4 separate regions of the Homo sapiens genome follow, and regions 1, 2 and 4 are each linked to region 3. Evidence: chromatin contacts called from ENCODE Hi-C or POLR2A ChIA-PET data. All regions are on one chromosome and are shown on one strand. Each heading gives the region's core, a stretch centred on a gene start or an enhancer-like site at or near the end of the contact. The rest is flanking DNA. Distances are from core to core; before and after follow the strand shown.

Region 1 (5,130 bases), core at 1,008-3,507, 490 kb before region 3:
CTTGGATTGTAGCTGTAAATTCTTACAGCTGGGAAGGGTCCTAAAGGAAGGAAATGATCAAACGGTGTTAATTAAGTCCTATGTGCTGAAAGTAAGAAGAGAGAACTATTACTAACAATTCTTTATAACTATTTTTATCAGTCCTTCTTAGGAATCAACCCCAAAGACACTCTCTCCTCCAGAAGCAAATCTCTCTATTGAGGACATCCTCAGGAAACTGGTTCCTCACTACTCCCTCCAAGCCTCCCACAAACCGTAAGAATCCTATGAAACAGGGCAAGAGTACCAAGAAACAGGCCTTGAAGGTTGAGATAGAGGTAAAGGACTTAGGTTATCTGCCTTATAATTTAAATTTTGGTGCTTACTTTATAGGTGAGGATAAGAAAACAAGTTTCTTCTTGAAATTCCCAAGAACCAGTTGCTACATAAATTACAGCCAACGTATACGCAAAAGCAGATTCTTAGTGGCAATTTGCTGTATCTGTGTCTGAACAGAAAACAATCAGCCAATTCATTTTGCAGGTAGATTCCAATAACATTTTATGCCTTTGAATGGAGAAGCTCTCATGGTGCAAATGGTAAACAAAAAGAGCCTACTGCTCAGCGACACATTAACTTGTATTAAAAATAAAGATATGTATAGTGTAGCTACACAATGCCCACTACAATCCAGTGGCAGAGTATATTTTTGAAGTGCAATGTAGCATCCATCCTGAAAACACAAAATTTCCAATGGAAACAAGGTCGGGATAAAAACAAAACACGGTGGCTTAATTTCTGTGTAAAACAACCGTCAAAACCTACCCTCAAAAAAATTGACACGAACAATCAAACATTCAGGTATAATTTATCTGCTGGAACAAATCTACGTTATTGACCTTGACAGGGCCTTAAATCATGAGACCATAAACAAGCATCCTAGTGATATCTATTATGTCTTCGGAAATAGCTTAAAATCCAGGACTTCATGTTATTGTCAGTAATGAGCAAGATGTTTGGAAAGCAGTGTGCTCACTGGGGCTTACTTTGAAAGCTGTCTTTTTTACTTACTACCGAACACTGATTTCCAGGAAGCAAGCCACCCCACCCCACTTCCCAGGCACTTGATTTTTTTTTTCAAACCTCTAGATTGGGTTCCGTTTCCTGAATTACTTATTCCTTACATAAATTTTCTTTTAAACTTCAGCAATTATGGCACCTTAGGCTCTGGGGGTATCAGCAGCGTGGGTTGTTTTAGAGAAAGTTCTGAAAAAAATATGTTTTGGAGACATTCCATTTCTTTGTGCATCTCACTGGGGGCTTTCAGCGAAAGCTTTAAGTTATTCAGGTGAGGGGCAATGTCTTAGTCGCTCATAAAGGGCATAAAAGTAACATCATCTGGAAAGGCATGGCACCTGCTCGGCCGGGGTAAAGGTCCGTTTTTCTAACCCTCGCCCCTCCCTCCTCCACACCGCGCCGCTAGAGACAGTGCAGTGGTCTCTCCCAAGGTCGACATCATCTCCAAGGCTGCAACCCAGGGCTGAACCAAAAAAACAGGCGCACCCACGTATAGGTCACGGCCAGAGTCCCGCCCTGCCACCAGCAGCCAGGTCTTCCTGCCTCCCTATCAAGGTGAAACTAACCCAGAGGGCCCAGCGGAGGGGCGCATACAGGCGGCGCCGATGGAGGCGGCCGATTGCATGACTGGCAGGAAGGAAGCGATCAGCCGCCAAAGTGCATTTTTTCCTCCCCTAGAGCCAGCCCGGGACCGGACGCTGCCAGCGGAAGGGCCGGCGCGCGCCAGGCCACGAGGCAGACGCACCCGCCGTGCGCACTTCCCCGTCCGGTGCGCGCTCTCACTCACGCGCGCGCGCCGCTACTCACTAGCAACCCTTGGTGTCCGCAGCCCGTGTGGGACGGCGACTGCGACGGCTGCCCCCGTGGCTGCCGTGTGGCCTTGGCATCCGTCCGGCTGCTGCAACCCGGGCCGCGGTGGCTTTTGCTGGAAGGCGTTGCAGCGGGGTGATACCGGCACCCGGCGACGAGGCGTCCGCTCGTTTGCCTCGGCCGTGCCTCCTCCCCCTTCTCCTCTGCCGACAGATGGAGCTTTGCTGGTTCCAGTCGCGCGGGCTCCGTGCGTCGTTCTCCTCCTCGCTGTCGGACACCCCAGCGCAGGGGACGAACAGCGTCCTCGCAAGCCCACGCGCAGGCCGGCCGACCCCGAACCTGCAGCAACCGTCCCTGCTGCCGCTGCTGCAGGAAAATAAATTGTCACTGCGATGGTCCCGGCCTCCCCTGCCCCGGCCCCTGGGTGCCGCCTCCGCCTCTGCCTCCGCCCCCTCCTCTGTGGCGGCGGCGGCGGCTTCCCGCATTCTGCAGAAAAAGCTCGCAGGTGGAAGGAAGCAGGGCCCCTGCGGATGGCCTAGAGCCCGAGTGAAGCGGTTGGGTGCGACTTTCGCATCTGAAACCCTGCACGTCTTCTCCCCAGACCGGAACCACCTAAACTCCCTTTTGCTCCACCATCAATTTCACCGAGATGGACAGGAGTGGTGCCTTTTAAGACTGCACAGTACACAAGCCTTGATGCAGCTGACCGTTAAACTGTCACTGGAGTCTGGGGAAGGATAGGGTTTTGGTGAAAATCCCACTTATACTTCATGTTAGGATTCCCTTTTTGATATTTATCCACAACTGGCTACGCCCACTATTAAGCATCTTAGCCCTTCCCCCTACCCCCAATTTGTGTGTACTTGGAAAATAAGAAGTATTAGAATATCTCCTGGATGTTATGTTACTATCACGTGTGGTGTTCTTACTACAGTTCTGGCACTGTGTCAGGCAGTCGGTACACAAAATCTTAGTCCATCTGCCACAACCCTGTATATAAAAGGGACTCATTTTTTGTTTTTGTTTTTGTTTTTTCCATGAACGAGAGACAGAGAAGTAAAATAATTTATCCCAGGTTACTCACCTAGAAAGCAGTAGAAGCTGAAATTTAAACTCTGATCCAACACTGAAAGCTGTTTCTATTGGCTTCACAGGTTCTATTAACTGATAAACATTTTATGGAGACTGCTGCTGCTGGATGAAATAGAGTCGCTTTTCTTGAGCTTGGTTGGGAGCTTACTTCCAAGTGAGAGAAATGGCTGCAGAGTGGGGTGGGGAAACACTGGCTTTTCTTAGTTAGCCTTTCCTCTGGAAACCAAAATTCTAGCCCTGGCTCAGCCACCAACTGAGTTATTTGGTCTCAAGCATTTCACCTTCTTAAGCCTCATCTCCCTGGATTCTTTTTTTTTTTTTAAATGAAGAGTTTGATTGTTGGAGGCAGCCTGCAGCCTTGATTTTTAAGAAGCAACAGTGTTGTTTTGCTTAGTTTTAAGTTGGTTCCAAATGTTGAAGTTAGGAAATTTCACAGAAATTCAGACTTTTCACATTTTCTGTAAAATCGTAACATCAGACATTTGGTCCATGGCGAGTTCTAGCAACCATCAGCTGAAGCTGAATAGCAGGTGTCGCCTTTAGACTGTGAAGACACTCTTCAGTTTTCCACAGTCCCCACCACTCCCATACACCCCCACCTCACTGACATTTGAGAATATGGTAGGCATTTGAGTTTGCAGTATTGAACCAGATAATCTCATGACCTACTGGACAATTTAAAATTCAGTGGTAATTAAGAAGGTTAGCCAGATTCCTAAAAAGCATTATGAAACAAAAAATTCCACGTACGTATTTAGAGTGGTCATTGATCATGGTCTTGCTATCTAGCATCCAAATTCTCATAAAAGCCAAAATGGCCCAATACCCATCGTCCCCTGCTCCCCAGCGGCTAGAGTACCATTTTGTGACCCAACATCAGCCTCAGAGACTCCTGTACAGTTATTTGAATCTGGATTATGTGTTTCAAGAAGAAACATTTTAGAAATGTCTCCATTATCTGTGAAGTGGGTTTTGTGTTCAGGGACAGTAGTGCCAGAGGTAACACTGCGGCAATGTCAGTGGTGTCCTAAGTGAGCTATTTGAATGGTGTGATGACCCACCTGTTGTAATTTCAGCTGCTAAGCTTCCCTTCCTGTGTAAGGAGACTTATTTGCCAAACTTCCTGTCTCTTTGGTATGCTACTTAACGACTTTCCAATATATTTCTCTTCTGATTCAGTTAGCCAGAAATGATTTCAGCGTTGTGACCAAGAACTCTGATATAGCAACTTTAGGTGTGATTTATTTCCCTTTTATTAATTGAGTTAATGAAGAGCAAGCACCAGTGTATTTATACAACTTTTATCTTAGAGAATTTTTAAGTGACCTATAGTTTTACTTGCATTTTTAAAGATTCAATCTCAATAGTAATTTAAAATCCAGATTTCTTTTTGCTCCAGAACTTTTGTTTCTCTTATTTTTGAGACAATTTTACCCTACTAAACCTTGAATGAAGATTTCAAATCTATATGCAAATACACATAAGCACTATTATTTTGCAGATGAGAAAATGAGGGCTCAAGTTACAGAATACATGAAGGCAGAGCAGTGAGGAAATCCTGGGCTATTTTCTGATATGGTAGAACAGGGTTTCGGACCTCCTGAATTCAGCAAGGGTATAATTTGCAAGTAATTACTCCCTTGAAAATCAGAGTTGACCACACTTGTAGTGAAATTCATTCCTGATAGTGCCTACTGGGTTCCACTCCAGTACTGGAAGCTGGACTGGAGACAGTGACCATGTTCCTTCACGGATCCTCAGTAGTGTGCACAGGGGAAGCCTGCTTTCTGAGGGAGCTGAGCTTTCTGTGCTTGTATCTAGATCTTCACAGTGGCACGACATAACTTCTCAGAGAGCAGCATGCCACCATTCAGTGATTTTAGGGAGGAAATCAAGTGTCACTGTAGTGTCTGCTGAAGTGCGATGCCTGCTTCTTAGGGAAGCCAATAACTCACTGGAAGCAGGTCTTCATACCCACAGGTGGATTGAAACTAGGGTTTACTCAGCCAACAGGGACTGGCCCAGTGCCTGGAAGGTCTAACAGGTGACCATCCTGTTGTTTTATGGCAACATGTGGGATTTCCCGTCCCTTACATTTTTAAACGGATGTCGCAGAGCAGAACATCCAAAGTGTAAGTGGTGACCTGGACAACGATGTGCAGTTTTCCATAC
Region 2 (4,949 bases), core at 953-3,452, 360 kb after region 3:
TGTAATCCCAGCACTTTGGGAGGCCGAGGCAGGCGGATCATGAGGTCAGGAGATCGAGACCACGGTGAAACCCCGTCTCTACTAAAAATACAAAAAATTAGCCAGGTGCGGTGGCGGGCGCCTGTAGTCCCAGCTACTCAGGAGGCTGAGGCAGGAGAATGGCGTGAACCCGGGAAGCGGAGCTTCCAGTGAGCTGAGATTGTGCCACTGCACTCCAGCCTGGGCGACAGAGGGAGACTCCGTCTCAAAGAAAAAAAAAAACAAAAAAAACAAAAAGGTTTAATGTGAGTGCGCTCTTGCTTGGCATGTACTAACATGCAATGCTTTTTAACATAACTCTGTATCGCAGTTTCGTATACTTATAGTAATTTAATTCTCTTACTCTGTATGACACTGTAGCTTTGAAGTGATTCTTATAATTTTTTTTTGCTTTACTATATTTACACTCCACTACTGTTTCTGAGCCTTTCTGTTCATTATAAGTTTTCATTTCATTGCTGAAACTCAGGATAATCTTTTTGAAAATATTGCAAACAGCAACTAAACTCTGCCTGGGTAATACCAACAGTGCATATTATTCAACTAAAGAGGTAACAATATCTAAATACCTATGACCATGTTCACACACATACAGACAATGGCAAATAAATCAGCACTGCCACCCAGCAAATAGCAATTCAAACATGCCATCAATTATTAGATCCACATTTCAGAGATGTTAGCATACAAAAAGGCATGTATTGGAATTAATAAAATATGGTAATTTGAGTTAAAGGAAAATGTAAAGTACATTTTTTACACACCTGAACTTATAGAACAAAGTTATACCCATTACACTGGTGTAAGGCCCTCCCCATACAGCAAAGAGAGACTATCACTTGCATTTTAAATGCATCCAGTTAAGAGTTTCATTAGCAGGCTGGCCACAGGATAAGGTCCAAAGTCCTTAGTCTAATATGATCTCATGATCTCTGGCTGGAATAGGTTAAGCAGGAACAGGATCCCTGAGCTGCTGACATGAAAAGGAAGGTTATATGGCTTCACACAGGAAGTGTCACAGCATGCATTTTTCTGTCTCATCAAAGAAGACATTTTCAGCCTGGCCCTTAATCAGGTAGTGAGTCTTCCTGACGAAGAGCAGACTATAAACTTGCTTTCACCATGTGGCTGCAGCACAGTCTTTAAAAATGTATTTTCATATATATATAAAAGTTTTTATATTAAAAAATGTACATATACAGGTAAAGAGAGGATAGACATGTGCCTAACAGCTTAGGCTTCTAGTCCAACCAATATGTATTTGAGTCCCAGATCTGCACTTATTTATTGTATGACAAGTTGTTTAATTTCTGTGTGGCAGAGACTGGCTAGATACTCACCAAAATTGTTTCCTCTTCTCCTAGGTGTATAAGAAGATTATATTTCCCAGCCCCCTTGCATTTCAACAAAGGCATGTAATTGATTCCTGGCCAATAAAATTTGAGCAGAAGGAATACACTACTTCTAGGCCTGGGTTCTAAACCCTTTTGTATGATCTCCACTTCCTCTCTCCTTTGTCTTGTCAGTGCCACCAGATTCAGAGGACCTAAGGGAGGATTCTGAGACCCATATGAAAGGAGCCTGAATCCGTGAATAACTATGTGGAGTAGACACCCTTGACCACTAAGGTACATGGACATGAGCAATAAAATAAGGCTTTGTGTGTTACAGTAGTTATCACACTCTATTTAATACATGCTGTATACCTCAGCTTCTTCACCTGTGGAAAATATTAAGTTAATTACTCAAAGGAGTAGCACAATGCCTTTTACATAGTAAGTACTAAATAGTAGAAGCTATGTTACTATTGCTGTAGATATCATCCTTGTTATTACTGAGGCAAAGAACTCAGGTATAGATGTTGAACAAGCAGGCAGTTTTTTGCGCATATATTAGAGGGAAGTAAAACTTTTCTAAATATCAACTGGTGCAGACTTATGTAAAGTGAAATTTGAGCAATCACATTTCAGACACCAAGAATCATCCGCAAATAGTAAGTAATAAAGACCCTGAAAGAAGGAAGTGACTGATTCCTGAGCAGGCAGCGTAGGTTAAGGACAAGTGTCGGTTAAGGACCAGCATCAGAGTCAGAAGGAGGTCAGCAGAAGCTGGGAGAAGAGGAATCCAGATCAGGCCAGAACAGAAACTGCTCCCCAGGGCCACACTGGGCAATGTTTCTCAACAGTGCTCCAGGGAAGAGGAAGTAGTTGTCATCATCAAAATTCTACCCCCTGAACATAGAATGGTTAAATTAAAATAGAATTAAATACATGTAGTTCTTATTGTTTCCATAAAATTATCAGAGACCATCCTGGTAACTGCTATAGAGACATCCCCCACCTGCCATTTGGATTTGATTCTCGTAAATAAAATGAATCCTTCTTGTCAAACATTGCTTTAACAAGCTTTATTTCTTTTGTGATTTTTTGTTGTTGTTGTTGTTTGTTTGTTTTTGTTTTTGTTTTTGTTTTGTTTTTGAGACAAAGTCTTGCTCTTGTCCCCAAGGCTGTAGTGCAATGGCACTATCTCGGCTCACTGCAACCTCCGTCTCCCAGGTTCAAGTGATTCTCCTGCCTCAGCCTGCCAAGTAGCTGGGATTACAGGCGCCCGCCACCACGCCCAGCTAATTTTTGTATTTTTAGTAGAGATGAGGTTTCACCATGTTGGCCAGGCTGGTCTCGAACTCCTGACCTCAGGTGATCTGCCTGCCTCAGCTTCCCAAAGTGCTGGGATTACAGGCGTGAGCCACCGTGCCCGGCCACAAGCTTTATTTCCTTTTTTTTTTTTTTTGAGACGGAGTCTGGCTCTGTCGCCCAGTCTGGAGTGCAGTGGCGCAATCTAGGCTCACTGCAAGCTCCACTTCCCAGGTTCACACCATTCTCCTGCCTCAGCCTCCCTAGTAGCTGGGACTACAGGTGCCCACCACCACGCCCAGCTAATTTTTTGTATTTTCAGTAGAGACAGGGTTTCGCCGTGTTAGCCAGGATGGTCTCGATCTCCTGACCTCATGATCCTCCCGCCTCAGCCTCCCAAAGTGCTGGGACTACAGGAGTGAGCCACCGCGCCCGGCCCACAAGCTTTATTTCTAATTGTGTGTGCAACACATTCTACTGGCATTTGAGACTTTGCCAAGTCAATCTTGTCAGTTGTTTATTCATTCACTCATTCATTCATTCAAACATTTATTGAGCACCTACTCTGTGCCAAGCACTGTGTTACCAGATATATAGCAGCAGCAAAACAAATACAGCTTCTGCCCTCATTGTTCTTAATAGGGGGCAGGGGAGACAGACCAGAAAAAGGTAAACAAATAACAAATAAAGGTATAATTACATATGTAGGAAAGTAATCTGAATGTGAAAAAAAATGAAATCATTAAGTTTCTGATAGAGAAGAACAAGAGGGACTGGATTTAGAGAGAGCACGTGGGGAACCCCGCCTGAGGAGATGATGTTTAAGCATAAATATGAAGAAACAGGAGTTGACCAGGGGTAAAGTACTCCAAACCATAAAGAAGGATCTTGGGCAAGGCAAGAAGCATTTCAACAATTGCAAAGAAGCTACTGTAATTGGAGCCCAAGAGTGAGCAAAGGTGAATGCGGTGCAAGATGGGATTGGAAAGGTAAGGAAGTACTAGACTGTGCAGGGTCACAAACAAAGCTGGGGTCTAAGCCAAAGACATAGTTGGGGTCCTTTCCAAGTGCAACAAAAACCACAGGAGGGTTTTAAGTGGATGCTGTCATATGATCTGGCTTACAATGTTTAAAGTTCATTCAAGATTGCCAAGTGGAGAACTGGCTAAAGGAGACAAGAGAAGAAGCAAGCAGACCCATTAGGAGGAGGCTGTTTCCATTCTCAAGCACACGCTGGTGGCAAGCTGGATGAGCAAGGGGCAGAGATAGTGACAGAAAGGACATAGTGAGAGATATTTTGGAGGTAAATACTTCAGAACTTGCAGATGTGAGAGTGAGGGCAACAGAAGGATGAATGTCAACCCTCAGATTTTCTGTTTAACCAGCTGGGCATATAAATGTGAATTTTACTGAGATGGGAAAAGATGGAGAATAAAGTGGATTAGGGAACAGAGAAATCAGAAATTCCATTTTGGACTTGTTACTTGGGAGCTATCAAGGAAGCCTGGTGTCCCAGCACTTCTTTCTGAGCTTTCTTCCCATTCTTCCCTAACAATAACTCTCTGATAATCAATTTGGACTTTTTCCTGTCCCCCAAAGGCCTCCAACAGTAGGAAAAATCTTTCTCTCTGCATGATTTTACTCCCTATTTTCTACCTACCAAAATCGTATTGATCTACTCCCACCCTGCATTTACCATCAAGTTATTTATATCATTCATTTGAAGCGCCACATGACAGTAATGAATGGGAGTTACGAGTAAAAACTTTGGATTCACTCACATCTGGGTTTTAACCCTGGCTCTGCTATTTGCTGGTTGTATGATAAATTGAGCAAACCATTTAACCTCTTTGAGCCTCAGTTTATTATCTGTAAAATGACATAGTCAACCCACCATGGCAGACACTGCTATTTATGTTCCCAATGTAAGTTCTCTCCTCATTTTTCCTTCTTATAGAGCCCCAGTTTTGTTCAGGGTAACAATGTGCCCAGCTAAAATGCTCAAGCAACTGGCTTCCTTAAAGCTGATGGTAGCCTACTGACATTGTTCTGGCTAATAGTATATAAGAGGAAGTATTCTTGAATTTCTGGGAAAACATTCCTTTTCTTATATAAGTGCCCCACGCCCGTTACACCATCCTTCATCCTGCTTTACACACAGATGTGATGCTTGAATGGGCAGCAACTATGACTGTGGAGCTAAGGGCTGTAGAGCAGAAATATGGAGGAGACTGTGTCCCAGGTGGTCCTAACCAGGGCAACAAACTCTAGGCTTTT
Region 3 (5,273 bases), core at 2,483-4,982:
ACAAATCAAAAATAGATAGCAGGCTTTATTATGGCCAATGTGTGAGCTCCACAGACTGTCAAAAAAAGAAAACAACAATAACAAAAAAAAACCCAGCACAGTTCTGTTAGGAGACATACCTCTCCTTTTCTGGCTCCAAAAGAGAATGAATGCTTTTTGAATCCTAGGAGGTAAACCAATATCGTAATTTCCTACATGCTACAAAATAGCCATCTTTAGTAAAGCTCCAATTTCAGGGTGGATTTTAATTGTTTACTACTAATAAACCTTGGGAGTTAATTTATACCATCCCTCAAGTCCCAACACAAACAGATTCCCTTTTCCAGAACTCATGGTGGCAAGATTCCATAGAACTCCCCAGATGATGGCAGCTACTATCAGAGCTCTCAACTCTGACAGGAATTAACAAATAACAGGTTACAAACAGGAAACACAGTGTCTCATATCCATGGCTCCACTGATGCATGGTACTATGTAACATGTAGGGTATGTTAATTCCCTGATATTTATTCACTTATTCATTCGACACATAGTTATTGAGTATCTCCTGTGTACCACGTTGTAAGCTCTGGGGATACAGTGATGAGGGCAATTGACCTGATCCTTGTCTTAATGGAGTTTGATTACTAGTAGGGGGAAGTCATATAAAAAGACGATGATAAACAAGGAATCAAATAAAAACATAAGTAATTTCAGTTTGAGAGGTCACAGAAAGTTAATAAAAAGGTTCTATGAGAATGAAGGGAACTCTCACACAGCTTGTGAGAGTAGGACTGTCTGTGTAGATAGCATGAGATAGGAGAAAGAGCTAGCCATGTGATAACATGGAGACAGGGACCAGCAAAATATTTAAGTCTCTTCAGCTGGAAAGACTGTGCTGTGTTCTGATAACAAAAAGGAGGCCTCCATAGCTAGAACAGTGAGTCCTAGGCAGAGTGAGGCAAATTAAACTGGGGCCAGATCCTGGGAAGGATTTTGAATTATTCTCAGGCATGTTTTAAGCAGGATGGCATAGTCCAGAGAATGGATTTCAAGGGAAGGAGGCAAGAGCTGGGGAAGACAGGGTGCCAGAAAGTATTGAAACCAAATAGCAAGTTATTGCAGTGGCTCAGAAGGAGAAAACAATGGTGATTATGGAGATGAACAGAGTAGCCTTATTCAAGGTGTGTTTTAGAAGTAGAATCTACAGGACTTGCTGATAAATTAAACATGGAAAGAAAATTAAGACAAAGATGACTTACAGGTTCTTAGCTTGAGCAACTGGGTGAATGGTTATGTTGTCGACTAAGCCTGAGGAAGGAACAGCTTTCAAGGATAGATGGAAGGAATAATTAGGTATCCAACTTCTACGTGTTAAATGAAAGGCGACTGTGATACACCCCAGGGAAATATATTCAGGACTGCCCTCTGAGCCCTCTAGACATAGGTTTCATTTGTACCACAACCATCTCCCCTTCCAAATACCCACAGAGATGTTTCCTATATCTATGTTTTCAAGGTGTGTGGTCGTGAAGAACAGGGAGCCCTTCACTCCTGTCTGCATTGCCCGCTAAACTACAGGCTGACGTGCCTTCTGATTTTCTTTTCTGCTGTCAGAGCATTTGCTTCCCTCTGTCCTACAGGACAACTCTAAATCATTATCTCCACAACACCTGCTCCATATCAAAAGTGTTAGATTTTTAGCCAGAAGACATGCACTATTTTTCTTACTAGCTGGGTGACCTGGGGCATGCCATTTAACTTCTGGGAGCCCTGCAGGTCTTTGTAAAGACAATATCAATGATTACATGTAAAAGCACTTTGTAAACTGTAAGCAGTTACGTAAATAGGCTTGTTATTCTCATTTTTGTCTCAGTCTCCACCACTGTAACAAATAATCTTCCTTTTTTTTTTTTTTTTTTTTTTGCTCTGTTCTCCTCGCTTTTCTTCTTGCGTGCTTCTTCTGTCTCTTGTCCTTTCTGCCACATAAATTTGCTTTCCTGAAAAAGGCTGGTTATTTGGAGACATCATCACCAGCCAATCAGAGCTCTCTATTCCTTCTGGCTGGAAAGCCAATCAGATGTAAGCTCCAGGTCTCTTTTCAGTGTTGCTAGGGCTTCAGGTCTACTTCTAAAAGCTGACTTGCTTGCTTTCCGCTAGTTCATTCTCTGTCTCTCTCTGCTCCCCACTTCTCCCACCCCCACTCTATTCCTCTCACTCCTCCCCTCTTCTGGGTTTGGAGCAGTTCCAAATACTTAAGGCTTCCGGAAGTTTGGGTTATGGATAAGCAAGGTTTGACTGTATATTTTTTCCCTTGAGAAATAGAGGACAGCTATTCCATGTTCAATATTGAAGCAAATGTTTTAGCAGCTTAATGTCCCTTGGCTACATAAAATTTAGTTCTGTTTATGTGTTTTGGGTGTACAGATCACTTTTTATTCAGATGGACTAGAGCATAAACTGGCATTGAGTTTTCTGGCAATGAAACGTCATAGCACTGGAACCTCACTGGGCTTTACAAAAATGCATTCAAAATATTTTAAAGTACTTCCACTTTATAACTGATGACAGAAGATGATAAATACATTGTGGTTATTTTGCTCCTGTTTTTTGAACTTTCAGTGCTGGGATTATTGGAGACAACTACCCTGAGATAGCAGTGATTTGGGAACTAATACCTAATGGCTAAGTGGGTGTCCTCAGCCCTCACATCCTGCTTATCTATGGAAACTAAGTAACATGGGAATGATAGCTAGAAATCCACCCTTTTCAGAGGACCCAAGAGTCCATCTTTAAATGCTGTATGGCTGGGTATGCTGTGAGGATTCTCTTAACACAGAACAGCTCTGCCTTCCAAAACCCTAAAGACGTTTGATAAGGAAAAATAGCTAACAAGTTATGCCTTTCTCATAACCTTTGAAACCTACTTAAAAACTGAAACAGTACAAGAATTTGCAGTTTAAAATGACCAGAGAAGTGGCAGAAAGCCAGAATTCTGTCAGAGACGGCTTAGAAAAGCTTAATGATTAACAAATGGGTCACTGCCTTCAGGCTCTGACCTTTAGAACTAACCAATTTTAGCCTTTTGGTTATGTTCCTTCAACTCGTTTTATATCAAGGAAAAAAAAATACTCTCTAATGGCACAGTACCACCCATCCAAAAAAAGGATTCTTAGCAGTCCAGTATTTGGTCAGTAGCTTTTCTGATAACATGGAGTTGGTCCTAAGCACAGTATTAACAACTGTTAAATTATATTTTTTGTTAGAGTTTAAGGAAGGCCCTAAGCACGACTGCATATCCTGCAGGTGAAATGTACGAAATTTCGGTTAACATGGTAACGGCTCTAAAAATACCTAGGCTACAGTTTAACCACAGAGTTTCCTCCTTAACGTAAAAAAGCCACCATCACGAGCTGTTAGAAAGTGCAACAAAAGCAATCTCTGTCGGACTTTGTGCAAGCAGGCTATTAAATCAGGCCTGGCAGTGACAATCTGCAGCCACTCTGCATCAAAGTAATAATTAAAGTTTTGCAAGCCCAAACAGCAATGCACAAACCACCTAAGAAATATGTTACATTGATAAGTCCTTTTTTTCTGCCTGTAACTTCTCTTCTCCCCTACCCCCAACCACCAGGTGGACTAAGCAGGGCGTGGCAGGGGCACCGTGACAAAGAGTCACCACACCATAACCACAGGGCCCCACCCGAAGGAAAACCTAGGGCAGGCTGCCACGGTTTTCCCAGCAACCTCTGCACCAGGATCCCATAGAGTATGCACAGGAGGCTAAATCACTCACCTGGGGTTTCCCATCTGGGCTCTTTGCTTGGCAGAGACAGAGAGGGTGGGGTCAACCTTTTCCTTGATGCTTTTGCAGTTAGCAAGTTGGAAACACATTTGACTCTTTTGAATTCTGTGCCTTGGCTATTCAGGAGTCTGTCATGTCTGGGCTTACTAAATTCTACCATGTCTAGGCTGCCGGGTTTAATAAATAGAAATACCTGACATCCAGTTAAATTGGAATTTTGAATAAACAGTGAAGAATTTAGTGAGTGTAAGTATATCCCATGCAATGCTTGGGATACTTACACTACATACTTATATACTTATACTACAAATAATTTCATAGTTTACCTGAAATTCAAATTTGACTGGATGTACTTTCAGAGTCTTTTTATCCACCAACACCCAATTAACAAATTGGTTTTTATTTGTTTGGGCTTTTTAACTTCATTTTGCTTTTATTTAGTTTTGCTTTGCCTTGCAAGCCTTGGGTCAGTGTAGAAAGGCTAATCCAAGGAAATGAGCTAGCATTTGCTGAGCTCATTCTTAAATCAGGCTTCATCTTAGGTACTTTTGATGCATGGTCTTTTAAAATCCTCACATCATCCTCTATAATAGCCTACTTAAAATCCACATTTTATAGAGGAGGGTACCTCAGCTCAGAAAGGTTAAGTGATTTGACCAAGGTCACACAGCTAACAAGGAGGCAAAGCTAGGTGTAAGCCTAAGTGAGTATGACCCCAACTGGCTTTCTCAACTACTTAGTACATCTGCAATAGTCACATTTAAATGTAATAGTTAATTTTTGCCTGTTTATCAGACATTAGGTTCTTTTCCTTAACAAACGTCAACTCAATAGCATAGATTTCATAAGCGAAAAGCTCAAATTGACAGCTGAATTGGGAACTGTTCTCCATCAACTCCTGGTACATAATAAACTATTTTATTAATCTCTTTACTAAAAATGAACTTCCAGGCCATTTCTGACTACTCCACACTAGAGCTATAGTTGTTCTAAGTGCTTTCTATATAGTAATTAATCTAATATTGAAATCAACCCTATGATATAGTCAGTACTATAATTTTCAATTTATAGTGTAGAGAAATTGAAGTTCACAGCCTTTCCCAAGGTCATACACTGGTAAGGGAATTAAGCATGATTTAATCTCATCTTCCTGGCTGCAAAGCCTAGGTTGTGTGGCTTTGAGGAATTACTTAGCCTCTCTGAGCCTAAGTTTTTTCATGTGTAAAATGGGAATTATAACTACAGTACTATCTATATCATTGTTAACCATCTAAATAATGGTTAATTCATTTACCAGTGTTTGACCTTGAGAAAGTCTCTGAACTTAAACAGCTTTGCACATAGTAAGCACTCAACAAACATGAACTTATACAATTATTTTGAGAATTATCTTTAGTAGACACCTTTGACAATAAAGGACATAAGAGAATAGTCTATGTCAGGGATTGGCAACATTTTTCTGTTAAGACCCAAAAAGTAAATATGTTAG
Region 4 (5,145 bases), core at 2,466-4,965, 440 kb before region 3:
ACATGAAGGAACATGAAAAACAGCCATGTGGTTAAGAGTTTTCCTATGAACAAACCACAAAATGGATAATCGTACACATGGTAGATGATTAAGGGATAACTATCAATTTTCATAGTAAATTCAGTCCTAAGTTTATATCTCAGTGTATCTTTTTTTCCAAAAACTAAGTGGGTATAAGAATCTGTCTTCTGATGAGCTCTGCTGTGTACATTTCACCTTTGTTGACTCCCAGGAGCCCTTCCCTAGCTTTTCCTTTACACTGGACCGAGTTCTCTGTTCTGCTCCATGGAAAGCCGCATTCAGTAATCAGATGTATCCCACAGGAAAAGATGCCATGGGTACCGGAAAAACAAAAAGCACAAACTAAACTTTTTGAGATGGCCATCTGAATAAATTTTGAATTGAAATGCTTTATTAGTAAAGAATCCTTTTCTTAATTTTTAGAAAGAGAGAACCTGCTTGCATTATGCTGTGAAGAAAAAATTTACCTTCATTGATTATCTACTAATTATCCTCTTAATGCCTGTTCTGCTTATTGGGTATTTCCTCATGGTGAGTACAACACTTGTAGAGCAAAGGGCAAATGTGGAGATCGATGGTGTGACTCATTGACTCTTGCCAGGCCAGTGAGATGTTGAAAAGAAATAAAAACAAAAAAAGCCTTTGGTTTGTATTCTGTAATTGACATGTTCAACATACATCCAATGCTATAATTGAAGTACAGCAAGAAGAAAGCTAGCAAAAATAGTTAATCAATGGTAACATAATCCATGCAATGTTGATTTAGAAAAATAATTTAACCTTAACTAAGACTTTTCTGAAGGGAGCAAAAAAATTCTGAATATTAAAAAACACCCCTTCTAATATTTTTTTCTCCTTTTTTTAAAAGAGGAGTTTGTGTTTTTGGATTTATCTTTCTGACTTACTGATTTTTAAGTACTCCTCTGGTGGTGTGTTGAAAAACAGATCCTAAAAGTTTGCATCCAGAAGCTGACACACACAGAAGATACTTGTTGAGAATTTAAGCCCATTTTCACCTTGATGAATTTCTTCATGCTTGGATGAATCTTGGCAGACAGCAATTTTCTTGAATAAAGAAAGATGTAGTTGGTATAGAGATGCAGTCATATGAGGAGTAGAAGATGAAGCTTGAGATGGTTTTTGGTTTTTTTTCCCAATAGGGTAACAGATCTGCACTGACTTACTCACTTTTATCCATCTAGTTTCCTTTGTGCCCAGTTCCACTTCTCAGACATGACTCAAGAGATGCATAATTTACTTTAATTAAATGACCAAGCTCCCTCCTTGTTGTAGCTCATAAACTGTGAATATTGGTTACACCTGTTAACATCAGCCGCAGAACAAGTCTGCCCGTCAAAAATGTTATTATTTCATTGGGTATTTAAATGCCACAGAATTTGAGGAACTATAATTAAACATGACAATGTTGATTTTTATATTTGGATTTATAGGAGAGAGAAAAGAACTTTAATTCACTAATAAAAATATAATCTGCTCATATCCTCGAAGAATTCTTTAAAAATTCATTATGTATTTAGCACATAGCATTTAAATACATGTATTTTGGGGGCAGGGAGAATCTGTTATTTATTTACAAACATTTTTAGAGATTCTAAAGGTAAAAATTACAACTGTGATTAGAAGGCTCATTCAGAATTTATTGACACACAACTCTGCTTTCTAAGATGGTTCAATGTTTAGAGGCTGGAGGACTGGGCAAAAATAGTAATCGTAATGAATAGCTCAACTCTAGTTTCATGCACGTGCAATTTATTAATGGGGCCTAAAGTTGTAAATTTGTGATGAATTAACAAATAAGTGACATGAGAGGAAATGATAGGGGAGGAGAGAGGAAAGCATTGGGTTATTTCAGAGAAAAGTAGGCAGAGAAAGGCAGTTTAGGAGGTGACACAAGAGGGAAGCCTAAGGAGAGAGAACTGGATGGAGCTTCCCAGGTGATGACAGGGTTGAACTCCAGGGCTATACCCAGCTGAGCAGGGAGAGCTTTGCCTCTTCAGGAGACTGGAAGTTGGGGAAGACTCCAACAGGCTTGTGGTCAGAAGCTCAGGAGACTGGGAAGGAAAAGTGAATTTCTGAGGAGTCCTAGTTCATTTCATTAATTTGTTCAATTCTTTAACGTATGTTTATTATGGACCTACTATGTGCCAGACGCTGTGCTAGCTGTTAGGGACACAATGATGAACAAAATAGGCATAGTTTTTTACCCCATGAGAGTTAGAGGGTGGTGGGGAGAGTCATTAATCAAATGGCACAAACACATGTAAAATTACCATAAAGCGGGTGATACAGAAAGGCGACTGGTGTTAGGATAGCTAAAAAAGAGGGATTTCACCTGGTCAGGTGGGTCAGGGAAAGCTTCTTAGAGAAAGAGGGACTTGGGCTGATGAATGAAAGGTGAATATGCCAGGCAAAGAAGAGAGGGAGGAGGCTTCTAGGCAGAAGGAACTTCCTGTGCAATGATTCTCTGAGAATGAAAGATTAACAAAGGCCAATGTAAGTAGAACAGAGTGAGCCAGGAGGCGCAGAGTGAGAGAGAGGCCAGGGCAGGGCCATACGTGGAGCCAAAACATACGGGGCTTTGTAGGTCATGCTGAAGAGTTTACTTTTGTCCTCAGAGCAATGGGAAGTAATTGCACAGCTTTGAGCCAGGAAGGGAAAGACAGGTACTAGGCCCCATCCTCAGTGGAATTAGGTAGGTTTGGGGTGGGACCTGAGAAGTACATTTCTAAGGTTCTTAGGTGTCAGTGCCGCTACTTCAGGACCACAGTCTGAGAACCTGGCTTTAATTAATTGATATTAGAGTGAGTGAGAAGCTGGGGGAAATTTTAGGAAGGGTGCATGCATGCATAGGAGTGTTGGGATTAAAATGAAGCCTATTGATTAAATAGTCTCAGGCATAAATTGGAGAAACTATTTGTAAATAAGCCTTTCTTATAATTACCATTTGTAATAGGTATCAAAGACAAAGCAGAATGAGGCTCTTGTACGAATGCTACTTGATGCTGGCGTCGAAGTTAATGCTACAGATTGTGTAAGTTTATACTTTTAGCCATTTTGAAAAAATATTCAAAATGGTATTTGTAGGTAGCGTATTTGTCATCTGTACAGTTGCTTTATTTTCCTAGACAATTTTACATTTAGTTTTCTTTTATTTTCTCCTTTTTTTTCCCACTGACAGGCAACCTTGAGGTTATTTATATTCTGCTGAACTCATGGGAATAATACCTCTATTGATTATAAAGCATTTTTAAAATAATTGGCTTTAATGTTGTTGAGACGTTAAGGAAAACTAAGGCTCCGATAACAAAATACCAGCCATAATAGTTAAGAAGCTGGAGTGAGAATGCCCATGAGTAAACTCTGGGCTTGCCACTTTTTACTTCTATGAGTTTGAGCAAGTTGTAAACTTATTTTACTTTCAGTGTCCTCATCGGTAAAATGGGGATATGGATAATACTTATCTCATTGGGCTTGTTCATGTAAAGCACTTAGCACATGCTCAGAATGTAGTAAGTGCTCATTGAATGGCAACAGCTGCCACTGCAGCCAAAATCCCAACCCACTGATGAGAGGCCCCGTGTGCAAACTACAGATAAATAAGACAAAGGTCAAAGAAAAATCCCACTGATGGTAAGAGCAGTGATAACAACAGTAGCAGCATCCGCTCACTTCTTCCTGTTTATGAGCATAAGGTGTTGTTTTCACTTTCACCTCTGTGCTCTTGCACTCATCTTTCTTTCTCAATGATCACAGAAAGACAAAAGTTTATTTCTATGGTGTTTTGCTTATGGTGATTGAATAAAATTTTGGATTCCCAGTTCCTTATTGAAAAAGTAGGCAAGTGGAAATTTGATTCCAAAATACTAACATTCTATTTGTGATGCCTAACATATTTTACGTGTGTGCACATCTGTGTGTATTACCATTGTTTTATGATAGAGACCATGGCCCCATTCCTGTTTCTATCAATTATTTACATCATTTCGGTTTTGCCTATGCTGGTATCATGTTTAAATGCAGGCAGTTGTGTGTGTGTGTGTGTGTGTGTGTGTGTGTGAGAGAGAGAGAGAGAGAGAGAGAGAGCAAAAGAAAATAACTTTATGAAATTTATATTCCCTTTTATTTCAAATAGAACTTTTGGATAAATTTGTATTGACAGTTACTGTGCATTACCATTTCTTTAGATAGCTTTGAAATATATTAAGTAAGAGATTATTAAAGATGAAGTTAAAAGTTTGTTGAAGGTTTTTCTTGGTCTTTTCATTTAAATTCAATAGATTTAATATTCCTGCCTGTGACCAAAATTTCTCTAGGATATTTTCTCAGCAATTTATGTGTATTTCTCTCTCTAGATAGAGATATTGCATTCCTTCAGCTAGGCACAGTGACACTAGCCTGTAGTCCCAGCTACTTGGAAGGCTGAGATGGGAGGATCCCTTGAACTCAGGAGTTTGAGACACATGCAGGTACACACACAGACACCACTTCTAATACCAAAATTTTTTCAAAAACTATCTGAGTATTAAAATCTACTTTCTAGGTAAGACAGTGTTTTGTATTTTTGGATAATTAGACTCTATTTCACATGACAAAATTCAGAGCCAGAACTTCCATTTGTCATGCCACCACTTAATAAAAATAAATAATTGCAACATGATCTCCTATAATTTTAGAGGTGTTTCTAGGGAATGGGATCCAGAGCTAAACCTGTCTTGATAGCCAAAGGTACTATTTCTTCACTCACCAGCACCATGGTTGCTTGGCTACTTTTCCAAAGGCCAAATTTTGGACACTAATGCCCTAGCTATAATTTTTTTGACCTGTAGTGTTTTAAATTAGTACCAACAGAGTAGATGCACTAGCTTATAACACATAATATAAGCTATAACAAATCACGTTTGGGAAATGTCTCTGTAGAACTGCACTGATCTTGCAGGTGTCCTGCAGCAAGAGCACCCGACTTCTTCAGTAGGAATCATCACCAAAACCATAGAGGATAATGTTTATGTAAAGGGCCATGTGGAGACTCTTTAAGGGAAAGATGGTGACATGATCAAGGTGATGATCACCGAGGCATATAGCATGCGACAAAGAAACTTTGGC

What was found. A loop is a pair of places that touch in the nucleus more often than their neighbours do. ChIA-PET counts read pairs that join two places held with the same protein, here RNA polymerase II (POLR2A). Pooled maps may share reads with other maps.
Region 1: a loop to region 3 is called in a map of B cell, with 7 times the contacts of the local background. The contact joins the promoter of STAMBPL1 here to the enhancer-like site in region 3. A Hi-C loop is called at or near these places in 3 of 168 maps with a recorded cell type or tissue (B cell, OCI-LY7 and naive thymus-derived CD4-positive, alpha-beta T cell), 5 of 37 single-sample maps with no recorded cell type and 10 of 50 pooled maps. POLR2A ChIA-PET finds 5 or more read pairs at or near these places in 1 of 52 experiments (HEK293T).
Region 2: a map of OCI-LY7 shows a loop between it and region 3 (3-fold over the local background). The contact joins two enhancer-like sites. A Hi-C loop is called at or near these places in 2 of 168 maps with a recorded cell type or tissue (OCI-LY7 and naive thymus-derived CD4-positive, alpha-beta T cell) and 3 of 50 pooled maps. POLR2A ChIA-PET finds 5 or more read pairs at or near these places in 2 of 52 experiments (MCF 10A and OCI-LY7).
Region 4: a pooled map shows a loop between it and region 3 (3-fold over the local background). The contact joins two enhancer-like sites. A Hi-C loop is called at or near these places in 2 of 168 maps with a recorded cell type or tissue (CD8-positive, alpha-beta T cell and naive thymus-derived CD4-positive, alpha-beta T cell) and 3 of 50 pooled maps.

The regions. Positions count from the first base shown.
Region 1 is chr10:88,877,372-88,882,501 of GRCh38, reverse strand. STAMBPL1 (STAM binding protein like 1) reads right to left here and starts at 2,257. Exons shown (of 11, transcript NM_020799.4): 1 at 1,864-2,257. LOC124902551 reads left to right here and starts at 1,838. Exons shown (of 1, transcript XM_047426134.1): 1 at 1,838-2,768. The coding sequence starts at 2,080. The coding sequence ends at 2,607. It also overlaps the pseudogene PTCD2P2. RefSeq lists enhancers at 1-528, 1,549-1,658 and a silencer at 2,239-2,368.
Region 2 is chr10:88,024,889-88,029,837 of GRCh38, reverse strand. No RefSeq gene overlaps it. Among named protein-coding and RNA genes, the nearest start is that of PTEN, 160 kb to the right of the region's middle. RefSeq lists a silencer at 2,182-2,231. Within about 2 kb of position 2,202, at least 6 of the 41 ENCODE cell types and tissues checked have a DNase peak (open chromatin) inside an H3K27ac peak, as active enhancers do; they include OCI-LY7, where a contact is called at or near this core.
Region 3 is chr10:88,384,135-88,389,407 of GRCh38, reverse strand. The region is part of intron 4 of RNLS (renalase, FAD dependent amine oxidase); the gene reads left to right. Among named protein-coding and RNA genes, the nearest start is that of RNLS, 200 kb to the left of the region's middle. Within about 2 kb of position 3,732, at least 26 of the 41 ENCODE cell types and tissues checked have a DNase peak (open chromatin) inside an H3K27ac peak, as active enhancers do; they include B cell, CD8-positive, alpha-beta T cell and OCI-LY7, where a contact is called at or near this core.
Region 4 is chr10:88,823,966-88,829,110 of GRCh38, reverse strand. ANKRD22 (ankyrin repeat domain 22) reads left to right here. Exons shown (of 6, transcript NM_144590.3): 3 at 445-552; 4 at 2,996-3,073. Among named protein-coding and RNA genes, the nearest start is that of LIPM, 24 kb to the right of the region's middle. RefSeq lists an enhancer at 3,687-3,776. Within about 2 kb of position 3,715, at least 5 of the 41 ENCODE cell types and tissues checked have a DNase peak (open chromatin) inside an H3K27ac peak, as active enhancers do; they include CD8-positive, alpha-beta T cell, where a contact is called at or near this core.